2 separate regions of the Homo sapiens genome follow, and region 2 is linked to region 1. Evidence: read pairs that join two places in POLR2A ChIA-PET (ENCODE). Cell type or tissue: GM12878. All regions are shown on one strand. Links, peaks and the distances in the headings refer to the core of each region. The heading gives the core; the rest is flanking DNA.

Evidence for each region. ChIA-PET counts read pairs that join two places held together with the same protein. Peaks named below come from ENCODE experiments on the same cell type or tissue, not always from the same donor. Only the 100,000 strongest peaks of a DNase experiment are listed, where the experiment ranks them.
Region 2: POLR2A ChIA-PET joins it to region 1 with 8 read pairs; 1 of 35 experiments calls an interaction of 5 or more read pairs at or near these places.

The regions. Positions count from the first base shown.
Region 1 is chr16:81,802,742-81,809,993 of GRCh38, reverse strand. All of the region lies in intron 2 of PLCG2 (phospholipase C gamma 2), which reads right to left. Among named protein-coding and RNA genes, the nearest start is that of PLCG2, 27 kb to the right of the region's middle. RefSeq lists enhancers at 1,109-1,218, 1,509-1,568, 1,599-1,708, 1,719-1,788. In GM12878, for the core only: no CTCF peak of the experiment used is centred there; a DNase peak (open chromatin) is centred at 853; H3K4me3 peaks cover 1,317 bases; H3K27ac peaks cover 3,946 bases.
Region 2 is chr16:81,472,715-81,480,902 of GRCh38, reverse strand. The region is part of intron 1 of CMIP (c-Maf inducing protein); the gene reads right to left. It also overlaps the pseudogene PPIAP51. Among named protein-coding and RNA genes, the nearest start is that of CMIP, 32 kb to the right of the region's middle. In GM12878, for the core only: a CTCF peak has its summit at 3,146; no DNase peak of the experiment used is centred there; H3K4me3 peaks cover 312 bases; H3K27ac peaks cover 1,166 bases.

The DNA.
Region 1 (7,252 bases), core at 842-4,841:
AAGGAGAGAACCATGGTGGCAGACAAAGACTGGCAGAAAGATGAAGAGAGCATGGGAAAGGCATTGCATCTTGGATGCTGTGAGCTACACAGTATGCATCTCAGCCACACGTTCCAGTAAATTCTCTTTTTTTGCTTGAGCTGGTTTCTGACCCCACCCCCCGCCCCGGCCAAAAAATCCTGACTCTGCTGAGGGCAGCAATAACTGGGACATCAGACACTCCCTCTAGAATCAGGACAGAAGTGACAAGGCTAGCCAATCAGGGGCAAGAGGAGAAAGACACATGCATAGGCACACACAGGCTCACACACCGCAGGGAACAGAGAAAACAGCAAGTCCCAGGGTGGCCCAAGTCTGGTCCATGTGTTTCCTGACACAGGGTCTAAGTGGGTCTCTGTCTTCATCTGGGTTCCCCCAGAAACAGACTCTGAGGCAAGGATGTACATACAAGGAGTTTATTTGGGGGCTATCCCAGGAATCACTGCAAGGGGAATGGGGTGGTGGACAGGGAAGGAAGCGCAGCAAATAAAGGCTGTGTCATCAAGCTTATTATTCCTGTGAGTAAATAGAGCCGAAGTCCATTGGGGAAGCCTGGGAGTCAGTGCAGAACAAGCCAGGAGTGTCCTGACTGAGGGTGAGGGAGCTGGGGTATTGATCTGCCGATTCCCCACCCAGCCATGCCACCCCTGGAGGCACTAACACCCCAGCACTCCCAGCCTATCCTGCACCACAGGCTAGCAGAAGCCCTCAGGCATAGTCACAGGTGTTTCCAGCAAGTGGCTTGTGGTGTGCAGAGGTGTGTGCTGAGGGGATAAGGTCAGGCCAAGAGTGTCTGCAACAGTTTCAGTTCCCTGCCACAAAAGCAACAAGTCCAAGTCACCATGCTCAGAGAGACCAGGCCTGGCTTAGCACAGGTTCCCACTCTCTCATGAGCTACTCAGAACACACACCCACACTCCTTCCTCACCCCTAGAATAGGAGTATTATATTTTAGAGGACAATGCCTGGTAGACACCACCAACCTCACAGGCAGCAACCTTCATCAGGCAGGTCCAATAGGCCACAAACTACACCAAGCTCATGTCTCCCCTGATCTCATGGGAGCCCCTCCAGCATGCTCTGATAAGCCCCATTTTGCATAGGGGGAAACAGAGGCCAGGCCCACAGAGGCTATGGAGCTTGCTCAAGATTGCACAGTGGTGGCCAGGTGAGGTGGCTCACGCCTGTAATCCCAGCACTTTGGGAGGCAGAGGCAGGTGGATCACAAGGTCAGGAGATCGAGACCATCCTGGCTAACACAGTGAAACCCCATCTCTACTAAAAATAGAAAAAATTAGCCAGGCGTGGTGGCGGGCACCTGTAGTCCCAGCTACTCAGGAGGCTGAGACAGGAGAATGGCTTGAATCTGGGAGGCGGAGGTTGTAGCGAGCCGAGATCATGCCACCGCACTCCAGCCTGGGCGACAGAGGGAGACTCCATCTCAAAAATAAAATAAAATAAAATAAAATAAAAAGATTGCACAGTGGTAGGTGGCAGAGCTGAGACTCAAACTCAGTGCTGTGGGCTTGGGGCCACACAGCCTCTCCAGTACAGTCTCTCAGGACCCTCCTCCCTCTCTCTCTAAAAGGGTGCCCTGGACATTCTGACCTCAGGACACTGGGGATTCACTTCTTTGGAACTTAAGGGGAGGGGTTTGCCTCCAAAACAGCCAACAGGCCTTGGCAAATGCAAAACAGTGTAGCCCCGTTGGAAAACAGGCTGGTGGTGCCTCAAAAGGTTAAATGTAGTCACAAATGCTTAAATGAATGGTTACTGCATGGCCCAGCAATTCCACTCCTAGGTGTACACCCAAGAGAAAGGAAAACACATCTACACAAAATCCTGCATATGAATGTTCACAGCAGCACTATTCATAATAGCCAAAAGGTAGAAACAACCTAATATTGTTTGCATATCTGTCTCCGCAGCAGTCTCATGTTGAATTGTAACCCTCAGTACTGGAGGTGGGGTCTGGTGGAAGGTGACTGGATCATGGGGATGAATTGCTCATTAACGGTTTTGCACCATCTCTTGGTGCTGTCCTTGCAATATTCAGTGAGTTCTTGAGAGATCTGGCTGTTGAAAAGTATGTGGCACCTCCCTCCCTCTCTCTCTTGCTCCTGCTTTCTCCATGTCACATGCCAGCCCCGCCTTCACCTTCCACCATGATTGTAAGCTTCCTGGGGCCCCTCCAGCCATGCTGAACTGTGAGTCAATTAAACCTCTTTCCTTTTTATATTACCCAGTCTTTGGTAGCTCTTTATAGCCGTGAGAACAGACTAATACAGTGACCCTGGGCTATGCCTCAATGTTCTCATCTGTAAAATGGAAATAATGCGTATTGAACACATACAGTTGTGGAATTAAGTAAGCAATAATACAGGGAAAGCTCTTAGAGCTGTAACAGGTACATAAACATATACTACATAAATGTCAGCTCTTATGGTGGCGTTAGTGACAGTGATGACAATGATGACGATGTGGGGGCTTGATGGGCTTCCTGCCTTGTATGAAGCTGAAAAAATGCTTCAGCCTGAAACCAGCTCTTCCTTTGCAACTTGGATCTCAGATCCAGAAGGCAGAGCCCAGGATCTGAGAAGCCCATCCTCCTCAGTGCCCTCCTCGCAGAGATGCACACTGCCCCAATCCCTCAAGCCTGCAGAAGGGTTACCAAGGCACCCTGCCCTTTCTTGGGTCCCAGAGCTGACCTCCCTCTCCTGATGTAGGAGGAGGACACCGCTGGGACAAGACATGGGGAGCTGACCCTGTGAAATCACCACATGAATCACCACGTTCAACAAGATAAGCCTCTGCTGTGAGGTCTCCACTGACCACCTGGAGAAGGAAATGCATTGAACAGACTTGAAACATGACCTAGGAAGCCTTGGCGAGAAGGTAGAATGGACGACTCAGGAGAAAGCCAACCAGAGCAGCCCGAGGGGCCATATCAGTCATCCGTCATCCACTGCAAACTCTCCCATGGCTCCCGGCTCCCTGGAGGAAAAGCTTGAGTGCTATGGAGGCCTCCACAGCCCTGGGTCATGTGACCCCTGCTTCCTCCCCATAACTCTGCCCCCATCACCCTGCTTGGCTGGCTATCCCCAGAACATGCCCCACCTCGAAGGCTTTGTCCTGGCCATTCCTGAAGCCCTCAAAACACTTATCTACACAGCCCACTCCTTCAACTTTTCCAAGCCTTTGCTCAAATGCCAGCTTCTCAGTGAGGCCTTCCATGTCCCCAGCCCCACACCTGGACCCTCATGATCCCCCTTTCAGCATTCTATTTCTTTCCATATATAAAAATTTACTCAGTTACAACTTACAAGACACGAATCACATGTCTGCAGGCTATCCTATGATCATGTAATGGTGCAGACTCCTACTCTCAATGGTCATGAAGCTCCCTGGCCACAAGCTGAGCAGTGCTGCCTGGGTCAAAAGCAACCCCCAAGAAAGGTTCTACTGTGATTACCCAGTAATCTGCAGAAGTACAGCTGGCACTGGATGCTCGGGCCCAGCAATCAGATGTCACACCTAAATCTAGGACAGATGGCAAAGCTGGTAGACACACTTCCACATTTTCAGTCTCTGTGGGAAATTAAAGCTACCTGATCACACACACAGGGAGCACCACTATGATGATCATAGTACCTGCCACATGGAGAATGCCTTTGCTGCTTGGGGACCACGGAAGCAGGTAATGCAAAAGGACAAAAGAGGTATAATCTAGATCTGTGCTATCCAATATGGTAGCCACTAGCCACATGTGGCTTTTGAACACTCAGAATTGAATCTGTCTGAATCAAGATGTGTTATAGGTATAAAACACACACTGGATTTTGAAGACACAGACCAAAAACCAGAATCAAATATCTCGTTAATAATTATATTGCATACATGTTGAAATAATAATGCTTTGGATATACTGAGTTAAATAAAATTTATTAATAAAGTTAGTTTCACCTCTTTTTACCTTTATGAATGTGGCAACTAGAAAACTTTAAACTACACACATGACTGCGTACAGTGGCTCACACCTGTAATCCCAGCTACTCAGGAGGCTGAGCTGGGAGGATCACTTGAGCCCAGGAGTTTGATTCACTTCACCCAGAACAAAATCCCATCTCTATTTAAAAAACAAAACAACAATAACAGCAAAAAAAAAAAAAAACAAAAAAAAAAAAAAACAAAACAAAACACTACTCTCATGGCTGGTATTGGTGACTCACACTGTATTTCCATTGCACAGCAGTGGTCCAGAAGCAGCCAGCTTTGGCTACTGCAGGATGGAGACATGGATGGCAAAGCATTGTGAGTGGGGTGGGGGAAGGGGGTGTGAGGCATCTGTTCAGATCTTTCGCCCACTTTTTAATTGGGTTGTTTTCTTATTGTTGAGCTTTTGTTTTTGGTTTTTTTTGTTGTTTTCTTGCGTTTTGTTTTTTTTTTTTTTTTTTCTGAGATGGAGTCTCGCTCTGTTACCCAGGCTGAAGTGCAGTGGTGCAATCTCTGCTCACTGCAAGCTCCACCTCCTGGGTTAACGCCATTCTCCTGCCTCAGCCTCCTGAGTAGCTGGGACTATAGGCACCCGACACCACACCCGGCTAATTTTTTATATTTTTAGTAGAGACAGAGTTTCACCGTGTTAGTCAGGATGGTCTCGATCTCCTGACCTTGTGATCCATCCACCTTGGCCTCCCAAAGTGCTGGGATTACAGGCATGAGCTACCGAGCCTGGCCTTTTATTGTTGAGTTTTAAGAGTTGCCTATTTTGGATATGGGTCCTTTATCAGCTCTTGTTTCATAAATATTTTCCCCTATCTGTGGCTTGTCTTGTTAACCTCTTAACCTAAAGGTTTTCTGGCACATGGTGATTGGGGAAAAGTGTCTGATGTTGTTCCTCTGAAAACTTTGGTAACCTTGGGCAAATCACTGAAGCTCACTGTACTTAGGAGTAAACCAGGCAAAACTCACAGACAGATTGTAATGACTAGACACTACAAATAAATACCCATACACATGATCACATGGATACATGTGAGCTTGTAGTGCCCAGCACAATACTGACACATGGCAGATGCTCAATACTGCTCCCAAGCTTTCAAGAACACTCTCTCATCCTGGTGCCAGCAGCACTTCCCAATGACATTTCTCCAGGTTCCTCTTAGGAGGTAACTGATTGCCAAAGAGGAGGCAGAGGAGCTCAAAGTGGACAGTTAGGAAGAAGCATTTCCAGGGCTCTGGGAAAACGGTCACCAAATATACACTCCCTGGGCTGAGGCGTTAAACCTTGAAATGATGAAAAGTCTGTGCTATGCTTCACCGCAACATTTGGACAAACATCTACTGAGGGAACTAAGACAGGTTACTAACTTCAAAAAATGGTCCTTTTGTGCCACAAAAAAAGCAGAAGTGATGGTTAAAATGTATGATTCTTGACTCAAGCCAAGAAGCACATCCTTGCCAATCAGTGTCCATGCCCATGTGCTGCAAGCTAACATATCCAGAGTTGCCTCATTCATTTACGCCCTAGTCAGCACCAACCCCATGCCAGAAGACAATGCTGGGGCCCAGAAAAGTTGAAAATAGGACACTGTCTACAGAAAGCCAATGTTTAGAAGGAAATTATTACATCAACTATTTAAGATAGAGCAATGAGCAATCAGGAAAATGCAAATCAGAACCACAATGACATAACACTTCACCTCCACTAGGATGGTGATAACCAAAAAGACAGATACTAACATGTGTTGGCGAGGACATGGGGAAGTTGGAGCCCTCATACATTGCTGGTGGGAAAGTAAATGGTGCAACTGCTTTGGCAAACAGTCTTGGCAATTCCTTAAGTGATTAAACAGTTACAGATAACCTAGAATTCCACTCTTAGGCAAAGAGCCAAGAGAAATGGAAACATGTGTTCACACAAAAACTTGTACATGAATGTCCACCGCAGTATTATTCACAATAACCAAAAAGAGTCCAGGCACGGTGGCTCATACCTGTAATCCCAGCACTCTGGGAGGCAAGGCAGGTGGATCACTTGAGGCCAGGAGTTCAAGACTAGCTTGGCCAACATAGTGAAACCCTGTCTGTATTAAAAATACAAAACTTAGCCAGGTGTGGTGGTACACGCCTGTAATCCCAGCCACTCAGGAGGCTGAGGCACGAGAATCACTTGAATCCAGGAGGTAGAGGATGCAGTGAACCAAAATCGCACCACTGCCCTCCGGCCTGACCGACACAGTGAGACTGTAGAGAGTAAAGAAAGAAAGAAAAGGAAGGAAGGAAGGAAGGGAGGGAGGGAGGGAGGGAGGGAGGGAGGGAAGAAGAAAAGAAAGGAAAAGAAAAGAAAAGAAAAGGAGAAAAGAAAAGAAAGGAAAGGAAAGGAAAGGAAAGGAAGGAAAGAAAGGAAAGAAAGAAAAGAAAGAAAGGAAAGAAAGAACAAAGAAAATGAAAACAGTAACCAAAAAGAGAGAACTACCTAAATGTCCATCAAGTGATGAATGGATAAACAAAATATGGTCTATCCATGCAATGGAATATTAGTCTTAAAAAGGAATGAAGTGTTGATAATATGCTACAATATGAACGAACCTTATGTTAGGCTAAAGAAGTGAGATGCATCCTGGCTAACACAGCAAAACCCCATCTCTACTAAAAATACAAAAAAAATTAGACAGGCGTGGTGGTGGGCACCTGTAGTCCCAGCTACTCAGGAGGCTGAGGCAGGAGAATGGCATGAACCCATGAGGCAGAGCTTGCAGTGAGCCGAGATCATGCCACTGCACTCCAGCCTGGGCGACAGAGTGAGATTCCGTCTCACAAAAAAAAAAAAAAAAAAAAAGTGAAATGCAAAAAGCCATGTATTGTGAGAAATGTCCAGAATAGGAAACTCTGTAAAGGCAAAAAGTAGATTTGTCATTGCCAGGGATGGGGGAAAGTAAAGTAGAGGTGACTGCTAATGTATAGGATTTGGGGGAAATTATGAAACATTCTAAAACTGATTATGATAATGTTGGTACAACTCTGAATATACTAAAAACCACTTAACAGTATACATTAAGGGGTACATTATAGGGTATACAATGTTTTTATCTCAATAAAAGTATTAATTTCTTTTGCACTTTGGGAGGCTGAGGTGGGTGGATCACCTGAGGTCAGGAGTTCGAGACCAGCCTGATCAAAATGATGAAATGCCGTCCCTACTAAAAATACA
Region 2 (8,188 bases), core at 2,006-6,005, 330 kb after region 1:
CTTTCCCACTCTGCTTCAGCTGAGGTCCCCACCAGGAGGGCCAAGGGGAGACTCCCTCCATGATAAGTGAGGCAAACCACCCCCGTCCTTTCCCAACAATGTTGGGGAAACTGATGTCATCATAACAGTCCCCTTGCACAAGGTGGCTGTAAAGGTAAAATGAGAGAACGTGAATCAGTGCCTGGCATACAGCTGGCACCCCATAAATCCCAATTAGATAGTTTTTAATTATTTTACCCCATAGCAAACACATAAGTAGCAACAGGTGCCCCTTCCAAAATCACCTGCAAAACAACAGAGGGAGGCTGGAGCAGCAGAATGGGTCAGGGCTTTGGACTCAGGTGGAGATTTTATTATTATTTTTTGATACAGTCTCACTCTGTCGCCCAGGCTGAAGTGCAGTGGCACGATCTTGGCTCACTGCAGCCTCTGCCTCTCGGGTTCAAGCGATTCTCATGCCTCAGCCTCCTGAGTAGCTAGGATTACAGGTGTGTGTCACCACGCCTGGCTAATTTTTATATTTTTAGTAGAGATGGGGTTTCACCACGCTAGCCAGGCTGGTCTCAAACTCCTGACCTCAGGTGATCTGCCCACCTCGGCCTCCCAAAGTGCTGGGATTACAGGCGTGAGCCACCACGCCTGGCCTCAGATGGAGATTTGAAGCTGAGAGAGCTTGGGTAAGTTACCTGACCTCTATAACCTGTTTCCCTATCCACAAAATGGAGATAATATTACCTACCCCAAAGGACTGCTATGACCCAAGGAAATACTGCCTACCACTCACTCTCATGTTAGAATCGCTCGGAAAAGGCTATGGCCCAGACCTCCCCCAGACCAAAGCCATCAGCGTCTCTGGGGTGGGGCCTGGGTTTTGGGGGTTACGAAGATCCCCAGGTGATCCCATTGTGCGGCCAGGGCTGAGAACCACACATGCTTATGTGGACCTGGCACAAAGTAGGCACTCAAGAAATCCAAGCTTTCATCATTATTTCTCAGCTGGCCAGGATTTTCTTTCATTCATTCAGCATACATTTGTAGAGGGCCTAATATATGCAAATGCAAATCAAATTTAAAGTCATATGTTGGTTTTCAAGAGCCGGGGGTAGGGGGAAAGAGGAGTGACTGTTAACGGGTACAGGATTTCCTTCTGGGGTGACGATGTTTTGGAACTAGACAGAGGTGGTAGTGGCTAAATATCACTGAATTCTTCACTTTAAAATGGTTGATTTTATGTTATGTAAATCTCACCTCAACAAAAAAAGCAAAATAATAATAATCATAACCCAGACACGAAAAAGACAAATCCTATATTAACCCATTCATATGTGGTCCCTAAAGGAGTCAAAGTCATAGAAAATGAAGAGAGAATGGTGGCTGCCAGGGGCTGGGGGAGGGGGACTAGGAGTTAACATTTAATGGGGACAGTTTCAGTTTGAGAAGATGAGAAAGTTCTGGAGATGGATGGGGGTGATGGTTGTGCAACAATGTGAACGTACTCAATGAACTGCACACTTAAAACTGGTTAAAATGGCCCATTTTATGTTACGTGTATTTTATCACCATTTAAAAAAAGGTCACATGCTGACAGTCCCTCAAGACATTCATTGCCCACCTCAGCTACCTGTAGCCCCCACCTCCTTACCATAGGAGATGACATCTTCCCAGTTTTTCCAGGCGAGCAACTTCGAGTAGCTGACCGCCCTCTTTACAAACAGGATGGAGGCTACGCATGTGTTTTCTCTGTGGGGCAAGGCCAGATTAAGCAAAGAAAACACAGCAGCTCCTTCCCCCTCCCCCCAGGAAAAACCCTGTCCGGTCAATAGCAGAACTAAAGAGCTGGTGCACACTTTCACTTCCCACTCGAGTGCCTGAGGACCCGGCTTCTCCTAGGCGTCCAGCAAAGCCCAGACTTAAAGGTGGCAGGTGCTGTCCTCTCACCCTGCTTCGGGTGAGGACGGGTCTCCAACTGAGCTCCAATGAACAAGACGAGGCTGGGCTGGCTCCAGGAGGCAATTTCTGGCTGGGAGGTGGGGAAGAAAGACCCAGAAGAAGGGCAGGGTGTGACAGAGGGACCTGAATCCCAGAGCCCTGGGTCTCCTGCTCCCCTCCCTGAGTGCCTCTGGATATGGCGCTTCCAGGCTGGCCCTCAACGTCCACACCTATAGGAACAAGAGAACTGAATTCAAGTGGGAAAAGCAAATGGGTTTATCTCAGGTGCCAACTTCTTCCCACCGGGAGGCTCTGGGGTGGCTGCGGCTCTGCAGGGCACCAGGAGGACCAACAAGGGCTGGAGGGTGGAGGGGACCACACATGGTCTGTGCATTCACCATCCCTGCATGAGATCCCTTCCATAATTCCTCAATGGAATTCCATGAATGTGCTTTCTGGATCTAGAACGCACTCGGTGGCCTCCCTGACTGACACATGTCCATCTGACCTTTGCTTGCACACCTGCTTTCTCAGGGAGCTCACTATCTTCTCCGGCAGGCTGCTCCTCTCCATACAGGACGCCAAAATCTCGGCCCTACAACCCCTTCCCAGGAGCTGCTGGCGCCATGCAGAACTGTCGGCTCCCTGTTCTACTCTACGGCTTGCTGATACCTTACCACTCCCTCTGCCCCTGTAAAAGCCTTGCTTCCTTCCACTGTGCTACATGTGAGTGGCTTTCAAAGGATGGCCTGTTCCGGAAGCTTGAGGGAATGCCCACGCAATGTGTCTCCCTGACCAGCCTTCGCCTTCCCAAGAGTGAAGTGGAGACTGGCCCTGGGATACTTTCTGGGGTGGGGGGGAAGGGCAGTGGCAGAGATGGCTAGCGTGGCCCATGCCAACACCCTATTCTGGCCTCCTCTCCCTTCTCAATAATAAAAATCCTGCTGTGGGGTGGGATTCATGGCTCCCACTTACATTTCCCAGATGCTCTTGCAGCCGGGGATGCCACATGATGGTCTGGCCAGTAAGGTGAAAGCAGAAGTCACCTTAACAGGGCAGAAGTCCTTTTCCACTCCCCTGCCACTCCCACTTTCTGCTAACTGGAATGCAAACGAAATGGTAAGATCCCATTTCCCACTAACTGGAAGGCAGGCAAAATGGCAGGAACTTGAGCCTCTCTTGGCCCATGGTGCTAAGAACGGAGGAGCAGCCACATGGAGGGGCCCTAGGCCCTCAAAGCCACAGGCCAGCCACGGCAACCCTCACACGACTTAGACCCTAGATTTCCTTTATACGAGAGAAAACAAACAAGCTTCTGCTGTGTTTAAGCTGCTGCATTTTTAAATATTATATGATCCCGGAGTCTTACATGCAGGAGCAAGGAGTTCTGAGTGCTGATGACGACAGTCCAGCCGCCTTCACACAGGGAGGGCAGCCATTGCCTTCAGTGGGAAAGGAGGGGACCTGGATGCACAGTCCATACCCTGCCCTGTATCTACCCCTTAAGAATTCAGGCTAGGTGCGGTGGCTCACGCCTGTAATCCCAGCACTTTGGGAGGCCAAGGCAGGCAGATCAACTGAGGCCAGGAGTTCGAGACGAGCCTGGCCAACATGGTGAAACCCTGTCTCTACTAAAAATATAAAAATTAGCCAGGCGTGGGTGTGGTGGTGTAAGCTTGTAATCCCCGCTACTCAGGAAGCTGGGACAGGAAATTACTTGAACCCAGGAGGCTGAGGTTGCAGTGAGCCGAGACCACACCACTGCACTCCAGCCTGGGCAACACAGCAAGATTCCATTTCAAAAAAAAAGAGTTCAGGGCCGACATTTCCAAGCCCGATGTGTATCTTCAAAATCAGAAGATAGACACAACCAGCTGCCATTTTTCAAGCATCAACCATATGCCCAGGTGCTCAGCTCAACGCGGCATGAATTAGCCCCACGAGATAAAAATGGTCCTACTATAGATGAAGCCCAAAGAGGTCCACCAAGTTGAGGCTGAAACCCAGGAGCCCTGACCTCCACGCTGGGGCTGGGGTCTTTTCATTCATCTTCACCGTCTCCTAAAGATCCTTAGGGAGCCTGAGAAGCTGAACTTGGCTGACGTCGGGAAGTAAGGACAAAAGGAAAGAAGGGGTGGGAGGGAGAAGAAACAGGAAATGGGAGAAACTCTTGGATTCCTGTAAATGGAGATTATCTATGAAGATGTTCACTGTGGCATTGTTTACAGCAGCAAAAATCTAGAAGCAATCTAGAAGACCATCAACAGAATGCATAAATAAATATGCCACGGCTTCTTCATACAATGGATCTCATATACAGAAAGTAAGCAAACTAAAAAGGCAAGTTGCACAAGAAGGCCCAAGTAATGATACTATTTATATGAAACTTTACAATCTAGGAAACATGGCCACTCTGCAGACACCGGCGCCGTCGGGAAACCTGTTCTATCAGCCATGGTCAACCCCACTGTGTTCTCTGACATCGCTGTCAACGGCGAGCCCTTGGGCCGCATCTCCTTCGAGCTGTTTGCAAACAAGTTTCCAAAGACAGCAGAAAACTTTCACGCTCTGAGCACTGGAGAGAAAGGAGTTGGTTATAAGGGTTCCTGCTTTCACAGGAACATTCCAGGGTTTATGTATCAGGGTGGTGACTTCACACGCCGTAATGGCACTGGTGGCAAGTCCATCTATGGGGAGAAATTTGAAGATGAGAACTTCATCCTAAAGCATACAGGTCCCGGCATCTTGTCCATGGCAAATGCTGGACCCAACACAAACGGTTCCCAGTTTTCCACACGCACTGCCAAGACTGAGTGGTTGAACGCAAGCACGTGGTCTCCGGCAAGGTGAAAGAAGACGTGAAGACTGTGGAGGCCATGGAGCACTTTGGGTCCAGGAATGGCAAGACCAGCAAGAAGATCACTATTGCTAACTGTGGACAACTTGAATAAAGTTTGACTTATGTTTTATCTTTTTTTTTTTTTTTTGAGAAGGAGTCTCACTCTGTCACCCACGCTGGAGCGCAGTGGAGCAATCTCAGCTCACTGCAAGCTCTGCCTCCCGGGTTCATGCCATTCTCCTGCCTCAGCCTCCCAAGTAGCTGAGACTACAGGCGCCCCCCACCACACCCAGCTAATTTTGTTTGTATTTTTAGTAGAGACAGGATTTCACCGTGTTAGCCAGGATGGTCCTGATCTCCTGACCTCATGATCCACCTGCCTCAACCTCCCAAAGTGCTGGGATTACGGCAGTGAGCCACCACACCCAGCAACTTGTGTTTTATCTTAACCATCAGACCGTTCCTTCTGTAGCTCAGGAGAGCACCCCTCTGCCCCATTTGCTCACAGTATCCTAGAATCTTTGTGCTCTCACTGCAGTTTCCTTTGGGTTCCATGTTTTGTTCCCTTCCATGCCTAGCTGGATTGCAGAGTTGAGTTAAGTTTATGATTGTGAAATAAAAGCTATATAATAACAAAAAAAAAATCTAGGAAACATTATGGAGTGTTCTATAAGAGTATGTAGTTGTACAAGTACAAAAATATGCACAAGAATAAACATCAAAGTCGGGGCAGAGAAAAGGAAGGGTTTGAAATCAGAGAACGGTACATCAGGTATTGCAACTGGAATGGTTTATTTCTTCCGCTGAGTGGTTACACTGAAATATTATTTTATACCCTGCTTTGCATGGCTGAAACAGATCATCATTTTAAAAGCAAAGGGAGAATATGCAGTTTATTGCATGTCAACTTTATCTGAAAGCAATTTTTTTTATGCACCTAGAGAGAAAGAGACAGAGAGAGAAAGAGACAGGAGGGAGGGAGGGAGAGAAGGGAGGAAAGGGTTAAGGCCTCCAGACACAGCATCTTCTCCTCATGGCCCACCCTCCTCTCCAGAGGGCCAGCCATGCTGACCACAGCAGCTCCATTCATGAAGCCACAAGGCCACGGTGAAGAGGGCCACTTAAACTCCATGTTGCTGAAGGCTCCTTAAGTGAAGTGACATCCCAAACCTTCCAAAATGAGTTACCCTCAGGCCTGGCCACCCCCAGAACCACATTCAGTCCACCAGCAGTTCTGCAAAGACAAGCACTGGTCGACTCCCTCCCCGCCCGCCCCCCATGGCTGGAGGCAGGGCAGCCAGGCTGGCAGGGCCTAGGCACAGAGACTGTCCTGGGCTGGCTCCCCTGGCACCAAGGAGGCAGGAAGGGCGTGCAGGAGAGGCAGGACCAGAGGAGAGGGAGCCCCAGGAGGAGGGCGCCATGAGCACGGCCAACACTGAGGCCCCTCCGCAGGCGGACAGTGGTTCCTCCACTTCCCCCATCATTCCCCTTCCACAGAAGTGCGGTGACACGGAAGAGACCACACAGTAAGAAGACACCAGGGGCTGGGGCTCCCTGCTCCTCTGACCTGACTCAGTTCACCCCTGGGATCCTCACGCAGCACCTCCCACCAGAGGTGTGGTCTGAAGGTAGGGAGAAGCCACCATGAACCCCTCACATGAAGCAGAAGTAGTGTGCGACGTGCCTACCTGGTGGCCCCCGGTAAGCACCAGATGAATGGGAGGAAGGGAGTGAAGGAAAGAGAGAGCGGAGAAAGGAAGGGGGAAGGGAGGAATGGAAAAAGAGGGTGCAGGAGAAAGAAGGGGGAAAGAGAAGAATGGAGACAGTAGGGAGAGAGGGAGGGAGGGTAAGTCAGTGACAGACAACTCAACTTAAGGAGCAGCAGCTGGACTCCCACAGTCACCTTGCCCTCTCCAAGCCCGGGGGGTACAAAGTCCACGCCCACAAGCTCTGAGCAGGGGGGAACCTGAGTACAGTGGGCTAGGAGGCTGGGGGAGTGGAGAGGCCGTGCCCAGCCTGAAGGGGTGGCCACACAGGAACATGGGCACAGCCAGGAGTGCCCGGTTAAAGGCCTGCCTCTGCTTCTTTAGCTGTAGAATGGGGATGATCACAGGAAGCACCACCTCGGAACTGTCTGGGGATCCCAGGAGCAAAGGGATGGGAGTCGTCTAGAGCTGAGCCAGGCCTGTGGTAAGTCACATAGAAATGTTTGCTTCTGTTGTTATTATTAGAAAATGGATATCCGGAACTTTTTAGGGGAATGCTCCCAACTTTAAAGGCAGACAACTTACTGAAGCTTTAAGAAAAAAAAAAAAAAAAAAAACCACTGTGTGGGCCAAGTAAAACACGTCAGCAGACTTGACTTGGCCCATGGGTCATCCGCTTGCAGCTTCTGCTCAATGCGTCCCTGCGTCCCCGCGTCCCCCAAAGGCAGGCCCAAGTCCTACAGGGGTCGAAAATCATGAGTGAGATTTGAGATCACCCCATTCCAACACAAGCGTCCAAGCCCATGAATCCCTTAATGGGAAATAAATATTTAAGTCAACCCCCGCCCAACTCCCACACCAAAAGGACAGGAACTGCTAATTCTTACCCACTACAACCAAGTCTCCAGTTTTATTTCATAGGATGGAAAAAAAAAAAAAAAGACCTATTTTAAAAAGAAGAAGAAAGGGAAAAAGAAAACCAACAAAGACAAATTCAAAAACGCACCACTGTTGACTTGGGCAACAGCCTCTGCCGGGTCAAAGAGGAAAACAGCTCAGTCCTGAAATCCGTCCCAGACATGGAAATTACAGAGCGGCCCCTGCTGACACCCCCTGCCCTTTCTGTGTCATTCCCTCATGAGGAATGCAATTATATGCCCCCCACGGCAAACACGAAGGAAGACACGTCAGTGACAGCCGCAGCCTGTTCACGTCGTCCTGCAGAGACAGAGGCCGACATAAGCACTTGCAGGCGGTGGCCACCAGTGCAGCAGGAGCTGAAGGCACTGACCTCAGAGGAGGCCGGGCAGGAGGCAGGGGCCGCAGGCAGGCTGGTGGTGTGGCTGAAGGTGCTATATTCACTCCCATTTTATAGATCAGGATGCTGAGGGTATGCAGAGGAGATGGGATCTATGTAAGCTTGGCCCACTGGATGCAAGGCGAACAGGCTCTCCTCGCACCTTCAGGGCAAGCAGTTAAACAGACCAGCCCCTCACACACTCACTGGGCAGCTGCGGTGTGGCCAAGCCCCGAAAGGAACAGGACAAAGTACTGGGCGCAGGCTGCAGATCACCACAGATGCCACGATGTGCCCCTGGATGTCCCTCCAGCCTCCACACCCCACTGTGCACCTCAGCCACCCCAGGGCCTCTGCACTCACCATCCCAACGGCCTCTCCACATCTGCACAGGATCAGCTCCTGCCTCCAGGCCAC